Linked DNA regions of Homo sapiens: all the other regions are linked to region 3. The links are chromatin contacts, found by Hi-C or POLR2A ChIA-PET in ENCODE. All regions are on one chromosome and are shown on one strand. Each heading gives the region's core, a stretch centred on a gene start or an enhancer-like site at or near the end of the contact. The rest is flanking DNA. Distances are from core to core; before and after follow the strand shown.

Region 1 (4,389 bases), core at 873-3,372, 200 kb before region 3:
TACTACAGCTCTTTCCACTACTAACATGAAACCTATGTCAAAACTAAGACCAACCTGGAAATGGGAAATTAACAGATTTTAGCTCACTATAAATATTTTTCAACCATTAGAGGCTGACCAAAAATGGAATTGACTGATTTATGCAACAATGTTCCTTATTGCTATAAACTGGTAATGAATCCTCACACTGAATGAAAAACTGAATTGGATATTTCTCAAGTTCCTTCCAATTATAAAATCACATGCTTCTAGGTGAGTATAAGGTGTACTTAACTGTCCTTCTTTAAAATGGTAAAGACATCCAAATGAGGATTTTGTTATTTCCTGCAAGAATCCCTGAATATTTAGTCGTATTATTCTAATGACACAAAATGAAACATTTCCTTAAAAAAGAAAAATAGCAAAGCTACAGTAAATGAAGAGTATAGTCTTGGAATTAGAAGTGAGTTTTACTGGCTGGGCGCGGTGGCTCACGCCTGTAATCCCAGCACTTTGGGAGGCCAAGGCAGGCAGATCACCTGAGTCTGGAGTTCAAGATCAGCCTGGCCAACATGGTGAAACCCCATCTCTACTAATAACACAAAAATTAGCCAGGCGTGGTGCCACGTGCCTGTAATCCCAGCTACTCGGGAGGCTGAGGCAGGAGAATCACTTAAACCCGGGAGGCCAAGGTTGCCGTGAGCCAAGATCGTGCCATTGCACTCCAGCCTGGGTGACAGAGCAAGACTTCGTCCCGAAAAAGAAAAAAAAAAAACAGTGGGTTTTTTAATTTTTGCCACCGAATAGCTGAGTTTAGCTTGAACTACTCAAGCTACCCTTGGACTACCCTGTTCCCTCATCTATAAAATGGAGTAACAGTTATTTCCTTCCACACCTACGCTACAGGGTTGTTTCATATATCAAAGAGCATATGAACATACTCTCAAATTTAAACACCCATACAAATGTTAAATTACAATAGCTTTTTTGGCAGAATCCTTACTCAAATTTTCAGCGTTACTTAGAAATGTTCAACAGAAGTAGCTTCCACTAAATACAATCCAATCAATATTTGAATGAAATACATAAAGATTTCTCACTGCCTGCCAATGTAAGTCTTTTATACAGTCTGATAAAGACACCAGCTTATTTTAGGGAAAAAATAGCTCCAAGGAATCGTAGAAGTCAATACATTTTGTTTAATAATTTGACTAGAAGTCTAAATTAACTGAGCTAGTGACCTTGCCTAAGTTATTTACCTCTTTGAACCATTTTCTACATCTGTAAAATGGACACAGTGATACATTTCTTGCAAGATCGTTTTAAGAACTGTAAATAGAATACACAAGCTCTTGAGTCACAAGAGAGGTTCAATAACACTGGCTTCTCAATACACAAAGAAGCATATAAATGTAGAACGAACGCGGGACAACAGCCTGTTGCAGTGAATCCAAATCTGTTACCAGACTGATTTGGTTCAAAATGGCCAAAAAGAATAAAGTAAACGGCAGTACATTTCATAGACAGAACCCTATGTCTAGGAACCAAGAATCCTCTTGATTCATCAGGCTACAATATAACTCGGCCTCCAGCAACAACTTAATGTATCAAAATCAGAAATATACGTACACGATGCAGCGACTGGCTCAGGTGTGTAGCATTACTATCATTGGGAACACTATTTCGTCAAACTGTAAAGTGCAAGCAAACTGGGTTCCTGACCTGAATTTCATGGAAGTCTAAACAACTCCATTACTGTACACAGGAGTCGCCCCAAACAAACATCACACATCTCACTTCTGCCTCAGCAACGGCGGCGACCCTGGGTTCCCCTACAGAGATCAGAGGAGAGGAGAGGACAGGACACAGCCCCACCCTCTTGCCAAAGGGTCCACAGCCGTTTCCACAGGCCACGTGTTTCCCCGTGATCCCAGACTCCTCGCCCGCTGTGGGACGGAACTACAGGGCAAACCGGCGCCATCACCTGTCTCCACGCTCCCTGAAGGCTGCTCGTCTCTCCTAAGGTCTTTGGCCACAGTTCCTGGGCAACTCAAAAGCCTGACGATAGGCCGCTGGACTCGAGTTCTTCTCCGGGCACACAGGTTCAAACGGGTCAAGAGCCCCACGCCGGGAACCGCCATTGCTAAAAAAAAAAAAAAAAAAAAAACAGCACTAGCGCGAAGCTGAAAGGTCAGCGCGTTTTCGCGCATGCGTCGGGGGGGAGGGGGGGGGCAAAAGAAATGGGAAGCCTCGAGGGTCAAACTAGGCGAAAGAAGTTCGCTTTTAGAGGAAGAGAGGAAATTGAGGCCGGAAAGAAGATACCTAAGCTTTCAGACATGGTTTACTTCCACAGTCACACAATTTACCAAATGAAAAGTTCCATAGAAGGAGCGCTCCACCTACTCTTGTAAATAGCATCATGAAAATAGAACCAGAGCCCGGGCGCGGTGGCTCATGCCTGTAATCCCAGCACTTTGAGAGGCTGAGGGAGGTGAATCTCCTGACGTTACGGGTTCGAGACCAGCCTGGCTAACATGGCGAAACCTTGTCTCTACTAAAAAATACAAAAAAATTAGCTGGGCGTGATTACATGCCTGTAATCCCAGCTACTTGGGAGGCTGAGGCACGAGAATCACTTGAACCCAGGAGGCGAAGGTTGCAGTGAGCCGAGATCGCGCCACTGCACTTAAGCCTGTGCAACAGAGCGTGACCCTGTCTCAAAAAAAAAAAAAAAAAAAAAGTTAAAATAATGGAAAGGCTTTTAACCTCTCTGAAAGGGGCACCAGGAGCAGGCAGGGCATCATCATCTTCCTTGAACCATGTGAGGACATTTTACAACCTCTGCCAATATGCCTCAATTCAAATTAAAATTCAAGTGGTTTTGCCAGCCCCTCCTCCAAGTGAGAGGTACATACCTCATCTTAAAGCCATACGAAAGGCATTGGAGAGGACTGGTTCAGTCTTCTCATTTTGGACATGAGAAAGTGGGGCACAGATCAGACAACGACTGGCTATAGGTCACACCTGGGGAGTCAAAGTTTAAAGTCAGAGCTCTGCCCTTGATTCAAGGCTCCTCCTCAGTGCCTGTGTCATAACCAGTGGCCCTTGCTCGGGTGCCTGGGAAAAGGACATACGAAACAGTGCAAAGAAGCCTGCAACTGAAGGCAGCCTCCCCGGGGGAATACACTGCTGCTGGAGGCGAAAGGAAAAGCAAGGGGCCTCGCAATCGGAGCGTGAGAGAGGACAAACCAGCACCGGAACTGACTAGCCAGCTCTGTGTTAGCATGGTGCTATTGCCTTGCAGGTATTTTCCTTTTTAATCATCTCAACAAATCTGAGTGATTAAACCCATTTCATGGATGAGAACACGGAGGCTTAGAGACAGTAAGTAACTTGTCTAAGGTGGCCTCATTAGAAGTTGGCTGTGCTGGCTGGGTGTGGTGGCTCACGCCTGTAATCCCAGAACTTTGGGAGACCAAGGCGGGAGGATCACCTGAGGTCAGGAATTCCAGACCAGCCTGGCCAACATAGCGAAACCCTGTCTCTACTACAAATACAAACATTAGCCAGGTGTGGTGGTGGGCACCTGTAATCCCAGCTACTTGGGAGGCTGAGGCAGGAGAATCACTTGAACCCAGGAGGCAGAGGTTTCAGTGAGCCAAGATTGTGCCACTGCACTCCAGCCTGGCAACAGAGCAAGACTCTGTCTCAAAAAAAAAGTTGGCTGTGCCATTTGACCCCAGGTCAGTCCCCAGATCCTGGGCCTTCCACTCGGACACACACTCAAGGCCACCCTCAGGCCACACAGAGTCCTGCCACTCCCACATGGATGTTGAAGAATCTCAAAGTTAGATAGAAGTATATTTGATTTTGATACTTCCAAGGAAAGTCCTGCGTAAGCAATGAGTTTGGGGATGGATGTGAGGACTTTTTAATTTTTGTGGGGGATATTTAATCCCTTTAGCAGAATAAAATGTTCTCCAGCCACTTGGCAGTAGGTACTTTTTTTTTATTTTATTTTTTGAGACAGAGTCTTGCTCTGTCGCTCAGGGTAGAATGCGTTAGTGCAATCTCAGCTCACTGCATCCTCCTCCTCCTGGATTCAAGCAATTCTCCTGCCTCAGCCTCCCAAGTAGTTGAGATTACAGGCACCTGCCATTATGCCCGGCTAATTTTCGTATTTTTGTAGAGACAGGTTTTCACCATGTTGCCCAGGCTGGTCTTGACCTCCTGAACTCAGGTGATCCACCCACCTCGGCCTCCCAAAATGTTGGGATTACAGACGTGAGCCACTGCACCCAGTTGAAAGTAGCTATTTTTATAGAACTATTCTGTCGTAAGGTATTACTTCTAGCTCACTGGCCTGCATCTTCCAGAAAAGAAAACTTTGCATTTAATGTTTAAAATGAA
Region 2 (4,458 bases), core at 1,247-3,746, 140 kb before region 3:
AATCATTACAAGCTGCTTCACGTGTGTGTGTGTGTGTCACAGTATATTACATGTGCAATATATTATACATGCAATATATTAAAAGATACAGGTTGGTCACTGTGGCTCAAGCTGTAATCCCAGCACTTTGGGAGGCTGAGGTGGGTGGATCACCTGAGGTCAGGAATTCGAGACCAGCCTGGCCAACATAGTGAAACCCTGTCTCTACTAAAAATACAAAAATTAGCCAGGCGTGGTGGCACACACCTGTAATTCCAGCTACTTGGGAGGCTGAGGCAGGAGAATCGCTTGAACATGGGAGGCAGAGGTTGTAGTGAGCTGAAATCACACCACTGCACTCCATCCTGGGCAACAGAAAGAGACTCCATCTTAAAAAAAAAAAAAAAAAAAGATTAGCAGGGCCCATTATCTCTTTCCTGAACTTTGTCTGTATCAAATTATTCAAGAATCTCATGGCCTGACACGGTGGCTCACGCCTGTAATCCCAGCACTTTAGGAGGCCAAGGCGGGCAGATCATCTGAGGTTGGGGGTTGGCAACCAGCCTGACCAACATAGAGAGACCTCATCTCTACTAAAAATACAAAATTAGCCAAGTATGGTGGCACATGCCTGTAATCCCAGCTATTCGGGAGGCTGAGGCAGGAGAATCGCTTGAACCTGGGAGGCAGAAGTTGCGGTGAGCCGAGATTTTGCCGTTGCACTCCAGGCTGGGCGACAAGAGTGAAACTCTGTCTCAAAAAAAAAAAAAAAAAAAAGAATCTCGGGCACAGGCTTTGGCCATCCAAATGGACAGTCCTGTTAACAAACACCAAAGAAAGAACTGATAAATCTGGTCATTTCTGACAACACGTGTTTTCTGCCACTGCTATTTCTATTATGGCCACATGGAGTCACTGTTGAAAACTGTCCAATGCTTTCTCACCCAATGCTAGGATGAAGCAATGCCCTGCTGTTTCAAATGTCCTCATAAAAACAGCTTACATTTACTTTGAACATACTGTGTGACAGTATTGTGTTGTGTCTAATTACATCACAATATGCCTGTGAATGTTGTTGTTATCCCCATTTTATGGATATGAAAATTGAGAAAATTAAGCAAAATGACCAAGGTCATAGAATAAGTGGTGATTCCAACACAGATTTGACTGACTTTCTAATCATTGTGATTATAGGTCCATCCCTTAAACTTGTTCATGCTTTTTGATCTAGTAATTCCATTACTAGAAATCTATCTGAATTAGAGATGCACATGAAGGTACATACAGGAATTTTCAATGCCATATATGTAGGAAAGTTAGAAGCAATCTACAGTTCCAATGTGAGGAGGGGACTACTTAATTTGTAATCTATCCACAGATTAGAATACTATTAGATTATAAATATAGATCTCTATTTATACATATGTTACATATAATTTATATGTAATATATAATATGTATTATACTACATATTTATATTATATATAATATAATTTATATGTAATATATGTAAATATAGATCTCTATTTTTATATGTTACATATATGTATACATCATATGTATATATCATATTTATGTTACATATGTTATATCATATTTACATGTGTTACATCTGATATATATTTTATGTAACAATATATAAACATGTGTAATATGTAAACATGTATATTATATATAACACATATATACATATTACATTGTATGTAACATATATGAAGAGATCTAAGTTTATATGTATATCACATATATATGTATATTTACATATATACACACGTATATACACATACACACACATATACACATACACACACACACACACACACACACACACACACACACACACACACACATATATATTTTAGAGACAGGGTCTACTATGATGCCCAGGCTGGAGTGCAGTGGTTGTTTACAAGCACAATCATAGGTCACTGTGGCCTAAGACTCTTGGGCTCAAGTGATCCTCCTGCCATAGCCTCCAGAGTAGCTGGAGCTACATACATGCCACCATGCCCAGCTAACATATTACATTTATTAAGTGATTAATATTAATATTAGCCACTTATAGTTCTAAGCATTTTAGGTATATTGGCTCAGTTAACACCCACAAAACCCTAGGATACAGGTAGTAATAGAATATTTTATCTAGCGTAAGAAATCATCATTATGAAACACTTCATTATTTTGGCCAGGTGTGGTGGCTCACACCTGTCTGTAATCTCAGCACTTTGGGAGGCTAAGCCAGGGGGATCACTTGAGACCAGGAGTTCGAGACCAGCCTGGCCAACATGGCAAAACCCCGTCTCTACTGAAAATACAAAAATTAGCCAGGTGTGGTGGTACGCACCTGTAATCCCAGCTACTCGGGAGTCTGAGGCACGAGAATCACTTAAACCCAGGAGGCAGAGGTTGCACTGAACCAAGATCACGCCACTGCACTCCAGCTTGGGCGACAGAGCGAAACTCCATCTCAAAGAAAAAAAAAAAGAAGTAGCATTAACAATTTTCTTATTTCCTCTGTGATTTCTTTTTCTAAGCCGTTGTTGCTATGGAGACCATGAAGAATCAGTGAGACTGAAAGTCATGTACCAGTGCCCATAGGCAAATGTTTTAAAGTGTGAACATTGGATTTTGGAATCTGACACTAATGTTCTTGCAGTTTGGCTTTGTGTATTCCCAAGTAAGTTTTCTTTCTGTTTTTGGGAGACTATAGTTTCTAAAGTTGGTCCAGGGAACTGATTCGTGAGTCAGAAGTATTTGGTGAGCTTACTAAAATATAGATTTCTGGGCTGCACCCTTAGAATTACTTCATCAGAATATCTAGAAGTGCGATTCAGGAATCTGTATTTTTTTTAAAACAAGGTTTAGCATTTATAAATGGTTTTAGCTAAAGCATGAGAACCATTACTGAAGACCATCACTGGATGTGTGCCAATAATTCATGGAATTCTAGATTTACTTTTTAATTTACTTTTCTTTCTCTCTTTTTTTGAAACAGAGTTTCACTCTGTCACCCAGGCTGGAGTGCAATGGTGTGAACACAGCTCACTGCAGCTTTAAACTCCTGGGTTCAAGCGGTCCTCCCCCGTCAGCCTCCCAAGTAGCGAGCCTCCATACCTGGCTAGTTTTTGTATTTTATGTAGAGACAGATTGTCTCCATGTTTCCCAGGCTGGTATCAAACTCTAGAGCTCAAGAGATCTTCCAGTCTTGGCTTCCCAAAGTGCTGGGATTATAGGCATGATCCACCACACCTACTCTTTGTATTTAATTTTCTGAAAAGGATATGGTCTTCTTTTTTCATTTTATTTCATTTTATTTTATTATTTTATTTTTATAGAGACAAGGTCTACCTATGTTGCCCAGGCTGGCCTCGAACTCCTGGGCTCAAGGGATCCTTCTGCCTCAGCCTCCCAACGTGCTAAAATTACAGGCATGAGCCATAACGCACAGCGCTAAAGAGTATGTTTTACCACATGAAAAACATCTCATCAAATCCAGTTATTGCTGGAGTTAAGCACTTTTCTCCATGCAGACCAAGTGGATGCTTTTTTTCTATGCTTGCTTCCATATTAATTTTTGACTTAGATTTCAGAGACTTTTATTAATTTACTTACATGTGATTTTCAACTGTGATCCCCTCTTTAGTAATGAGTTCTATGAACTTAGACCCCAATAATTCCATGAATTCAGATGCACAGTCACTCATACAAGTACAGCATTACTCATTTCTATTATTTTGTTTGTTTGTTTGTTTGAGATGGGGTCTGACTCTGTTGCCCAGGCTGGAGTGCAGTGCAGTCTGGAGCTCCCAGGCTTAAGTGATCCATCCCCTCATCTCGGCCTCAAGAGTAGTTGGCACTACAGGTGGATGCCACCATGCCCAGCTAATTTTATTTATTTATTTATTTATTTGTAGATACAGCGTCTCCCTATGTTGCCCAGGCTGGTCTTGAACTCCTGGGCTCAAGCAATCCTCCCCACTTGGCCTCTCAAAGTGCTAGGACTACAGGAGTGAGCCACCGCGCCTGGCCCACTATTCCTGCCACATTTAGTACTAACTCATGTCTTCTTTTCTTCAGAATAAGAAAGGAAGAAAAGTGTCCTTGGAAGAGACAAGAGACAAGAGAGATTGCTGTCCCGTGTTTCTTTCCTCTGCAGGCTGTTGTATCCTGTCAGAGCCATCTGTCACTGGATCTCTTAGGAAATGCTACTGCTGCCAGACTGTCTTGTGGGCAGAAGTGCCTGTACCTGCCAGTGGTTGCAAGGCAGAGGAAACAGCCTCTAGTTGGATGGGGACCAGCATCTGGGAAATACTCTGACTCCACTCCTGGGGATAGAACCCATGTTTTCTTCCTGGGTCAAGCCACTTCTCGTTGGTCTATGGCAATCCAGCTGGGTTAGGAAAAGAAAAGCCCGCCTGGGCAGCCACATAGCTAAAGGCTCAGGACATTAAACACTAGGCTTGCTCTTCTTTGTCCCAG
Region 3 (4,396 bases), core at 400-2,899:
CCATTTGTGTGATAAGATTAGGGTGGGGCAACCAGCCTTCCCCAAACACTATGTAGACATCATAACTGATCAAACTAATCTATGAGCCCTATGTAAATCAGAGACTGCCTCCTCAAACATGACTATAAAACTCCACGCATTTGCACCAGCTGGTTCTTTTTCCCACTTGGAGACTCTCTTTTGGGCTTTCTTAGCATGAGGAAGCTTTTTCTCTCTCTTTTCTTCCTTTTTTTTTTTTTTTGAAATGGAGTCTCGCTCTGTCACCCAGGCTGGAGTGCAGTGGCCTTATCTCGGCTCACTGCAAGCTCCGCCTCCTGGGTTCAAGCAATGCTCCTGCTTCAACCTCCCAAGTAGCAGGAATTACAGACACTTGCCACCATGCCTGGCTAATGTTTGTATTTTTAGTAGAGATGGGGTTTCACCATGTTGGCCAGGCTGGTCTTGAACTCCTGACCTCAAGTGATTCGCCCACCTCGGCCTCCCAAAGTGCTCGGATTACAGGCATGAGCCACCGTGCCCGGCCTCTTTTCTTCTTTTTTCTATTAAACTTTCTGCTCCAAAACCCACTCCTCATGTGTGTCTGTGTCCTGAATTCCTTCTCAACCGAGACCAAGAGTCAAGGTATATACCCCAGAAAATGGAGCCATTTCACAACTAGAAGGTCCCATCTGGGGGTGATGGGAGACAGTGACAGATCATCAGGAATTACATTCTCATAAGGAGCATGCAACTTAGCTCCCTCAGATGTTCAGTTCACAATAGGTTTTGCACTCCCATGAGAATCTAATGCTGCCGCTGATCCGACAGGAGGTGGAGCTCAGGCAGTAATGCAAGTGATGCGGAGCGGCTGTTAATTCAGATAAAGCTTTGCTTGCTTGCTGCTGCTCACCTCCTGCTGTGTGGCCCAGTTCCTGATAGGCCAGTACTGGTCTATGGCCTGGGGGTTGGGGACCCCTGTCCTAGAGAATAAGGAAGTGAATTAGCGCAGTGTTAGCAGAAATTGAAAAAGAGGTAAGTTAGAAATGTTTAGTCTGCTAAACTGGCTGACTTACCATTAATTGGTGGGGGAAGTGTGAAAGGAAAAGAAAATCTCAAGACCCCAAACTCACAATGCCAAAGGGAAAAGTTAAGCTTGGGAACTGAGACAAGAGAAAAACAAAGCAAAACTGTGTTCCTTTCGTTCCCAAGGGATAGCTGTAATTTCATGTGCTGACTTTATCTTACGTAAAATGTAGATTTACTCAGCAAGATAATTATATGACTTTCCCCTCCCTCCTATCTTTTCACATGTAAAGTGTGGATTCAGTGAGTGCTATTCAAGGCCTCATGAGAATGTGACCACCTGGCTCATTGCCTATCCTACCCCCTTCTTTTTCTTCTCTCCTTCTCCTCCTGCCCACTCTTCCCCCTTTACATATTGAAGTCCTCAAAACTCTCCTTGGAAAAAAGCAGAGAACACAAATCCTATTGTAACTCGTGTTTCTTTTTTCCTGAGTGTTTCCTCAACCTCAGCAAAATAAACCTCTAAGTTGACTGAGATCTGTCTCAGACACTTTTTGGTTTACAGAAGTAAGGAAGAAGGAATTGCATGACTTCCAGGATCCAGCTTGGTGAGGGCGTGGACGGCAGAGCCCTGAGATGGGATCACGTGAAGACGAGCAGGGAACGTCAACAAGGGAGGAGACCTTGGCAATGCCTGCACAGCCCGCTCAGCCGCGTAGCAGAGCCCTCACAGTCGCTGGCTTCATGCGGTGTAGAGAAAGCTGGTTAAATTCATCTAACTGCAATTTGCCTTCCATGTCTAGTCTCCTTTTGGCCATGAGGAAGATAATCCAGCCGGCTAGGTATAGCTGAAATGTGACATAATCAATTACAAATTTGTTGATTTAGAGCAAGTGATAGATACACAGCCCAGAGTAAATTTCCCAGAGGCTCTTACCACTGTGGGGAGGACAAAGTCTCACTTCCTGATCAGCAGTGGCCAAGGGAGGCTTTTCTCTGCATTTGTGAGGCTGTGATATCTTTCATGCACTCCTTTGAAAGTGCTCACCAGCACGATGGAACACATTAGCTTAAATATTTCTCTTCACAGGTTGCTGTGTCTTTTAACGTAGGCAACTCTTCATGTAAATGCTAGTTAGAAAAGAGGTTTTGTTTTGTTTTTCAAGAAAAGTTGCTTTAATTAAATAAAGGACAGGAAGTTCCTTCCTGAATGGTTACAACCCCGTGGATTATACAAGCAATGTGCTGATTACAAACCGCCCCTTTGCCAGTTCCGCTACAGTTACCAGAATCCTTGTTAAATAACATTCTCCCAAAAAAGATGTGAGGAAATTAAACAATGAAGCTATAAGAATTGAACAGACAGAGAGAAACAAAATGAATATGAAACTTTTTATGCTTCTTCACTTTTAGATAACATGTGTACACCTTTCTCCATAAAATATATATTTTTATTTTTTCAGTTTTATTTATTATTGTTATTATTATTATTATTTTTGTAGAGACGGGAGGGGGTTCTCACTTTGTTGCCTAGGCTGGTCTTGAACTCTTGAGCTCAAGTGATCCTCCTGCCTCTGCCTCCTGAAGTGCTGGGATTACAGGTATGAGTCACCACACCCAGCTGTAATTTTTCTTTTGAGACAGGGTCTCACTGTTGTTACCCGGGCTGGAGTGCAATGGCGCAATCTTGGCTCACTGCAACCTCCGCCTCCCGGGTTCACGTGATTCTCCTGCCTCAGCCTCCCAAGTAGCTGGGATTACAGGCACCTGCCACCGTACCCAGCTAATTTTTGAATTTTTAGTAGAGATGGGTTTTGCCATGTTGGCCAGGCTAGTCTCCAACTCCTGACCTCAGGTGATCCACCCACTAAAGCCTCCCAAAGTGCTGGGATTACAGGCATGACCCATCTTGCCTGGCCCGGCTGTAACTTTTAAGTAAAAATTCAGCTTTGCTGGCATTGTTACACATGTTAACTTTTTAGTCATCAACACAATCTTTTAAGAAAGATAAAATGTATTAAACAGATATTCATCTTATAGAACATTTAGACGATACAGATGAACAAAAGGAAGAAAGTAAAAAACTCTCACAATTTCACCACTTTGAGATAATCCATGTTAAAATAGTTTTTCCATTCTCTTTCCTTACATTTACATGTAACAGAGTGAAGAGAACAGTTTACACCAGTTTCTTGTATTTACTTATTTTTTTAGAGACAGGGTCTTGCTATGTTGGCCAGGCCAGAGTGCAGTGGCTATTCGCAGGCACCATCCCACTACTAATCAGCATGGAAATTTTGACCTGCTCCATTTCCAACCTGGGCCAATTCATCCCTCCCTAGCCAACCTGTTGGTCCTCGGCTCCAGGGAGTTCACCATATTGGTGATGAACTTAGTGTGGACACCCAATCAGCACAGCGCACTGCAGCCCAAAACTCCTGGCTGGGCTCAAGCGATCCTCTGGCCTCAGTCTCCGGAGTAGCTGGGACTACACATGTGTACCACCACACCTCAGCCTTCCAAGTAGCTGGGACTACAGGTGTGCACCACCATGCCTAGCCACACCTGAGTTTCTTGGGAGGAGAGGATTGTCTGTGTCTGGAAGGAACATTGGAAACTGTGGTGTCAGGAAATCTCAAAGAGTAAACTCATAGACTCAAAACATCCAGTTGGCTGAACTCCCCTCTGAGGAGAGATGGTGCTGGTGGCTTCGGTGGGGGGTCTCTCTGTACTGAGAGTTGTGATGAATGGCGTGTGCAATTGGAGAACTGTAGCTGGGGCCAAGCTGAATTCCTCTATGTAATAGAGGGGAGGGGATTTTTAGCTTCATTTTGGGGAGGGGCCAGATGCCAAGTTAAAGGGAGGAAAATAGGATCAAAAGAGCTGGGTACACCATGAGGGGGAGAAGAAAAGCCTCCTGTTTTTGTAGAGACTGGGAACTTAGCAAGGTAGGAGACAGCTATACACTGCATGCTCAGATTCCTCAAAAACTCAGGAAATTATTCATCATTTGCTAATCCTGTTGGGCAAGTGGATTCTTCTGCTTTTGACATAGGAGTGCTTGTTCAATAAGTATTTATGATTTTTTTTTTTGAAATGGATTCTTGCTCTGTTACCCAGGCTGGAGTGCAATGGCATGATCTTGGCTCACTGCAACCTCCACCTCCCAGTTTCAAGCGATTTTCCTGCCTCAGCCTCCCTAGTAGCTGGGATTACAGGCATGCGCCACCATGTCCAGCTAACTGTATTTTTAGTAGAGACGGGGTTTCACCATGTTAGCCAAGCTGGTCTCAAACCCCCGACCTCAGGTGATCTGCCTGCCTCAGCCTCTCAAAGTGCTGGGATTACAGGAGTGAGCCACCGCACTCAGCCTAAGTTTTTTTATATTATCTGA

Evidence for each region. A loop is a pair of places that touch in the nucleus more often than their neighbours do. ChIA-PET counts read pairs that join two places held with the same protein, here RNA polymerase II (POLR2A). Pooled maps may share reads with other maps.
Region 1: POLR2A ChIA-PET joins it to region 3 with 10 read pairs in WTC11. The contact joins the promoter of MTPAP here to the enhancer-like site in region 3. POLR2A ChIA-PET finds 5 or more read pairs at or near these places in 6 of 52 experiments (A549, HEK293, OCI-LY7 and 3 more).
Region 2: a pooled map shows a loop between it and region 3 (2.5-fold over the local background). The contact joins two enhancer-like sites. A Hi-C loop is called at or near these places in 2 of 168 maps with a recorded cell type or tissue (lower leg skin and uterus) and 3 of 50 pooled maps. POLR2A ChIA-PET finds 5 or more read pairs at or near these places in 7 of 52 experiments (AG04449, H1, HepG2 and 4 more).

Annotation. Positions count from the first base shown.
Region 1 is chr10:30,347,156-30,351,544 of GRCh38, forward strand. It overlaps MTPAP (mitochondrial poly(A) polymerase), which reads right to left and starts at 2,123. Exons shown (of 9, transcript NM_018109.4): 1 at 1,964-2,123. The coding sequence starts at 2,120. RefSeq lists enhancers at 603-1,103, 1,685-1,784, 1,795-1,864, 1,915-1,964, 1,995-2,134.
Region 2 is chr10:30,413,300-30,417,757 of GRCh38, forward strand. No RefSeq gene overlaps it. Among named protein-coding and RNA genes, the nearest start is that of MAP3K8, 19 kb to the right of the region's middle. Within about 2 kb of position 2,497, at least 2 of the 41 ENCODE cell types and tissues checked have a DNase peak (open chromatin) inside an H3K27ac peak, as active enhancers do.
Region 3 is chr10:30,552,387-30,556,782 of GRCh38, forward strand. It overlaps LOC105376478 (a long non-coding RNA gene), which reads left to right. Exons shown (of 2, transcript XR_007062102.1): 2 at 1,568-2,222. It also overlaps the pseudogene RN7SL63P. Among named protein-coding and RNA genes, the nearest start is that of LYZL2, 75 kb to the right of the region's middle. RefSeq lists an enhancer at 385-997 and a silencer at 1,474-1,768. Within about 2 kb of position 1,650, at least 26 of the 41 ENCODE cell types and tissues checked have a DNase peak (open chromatin) inside an H3K27ac peak, as active enhancers do.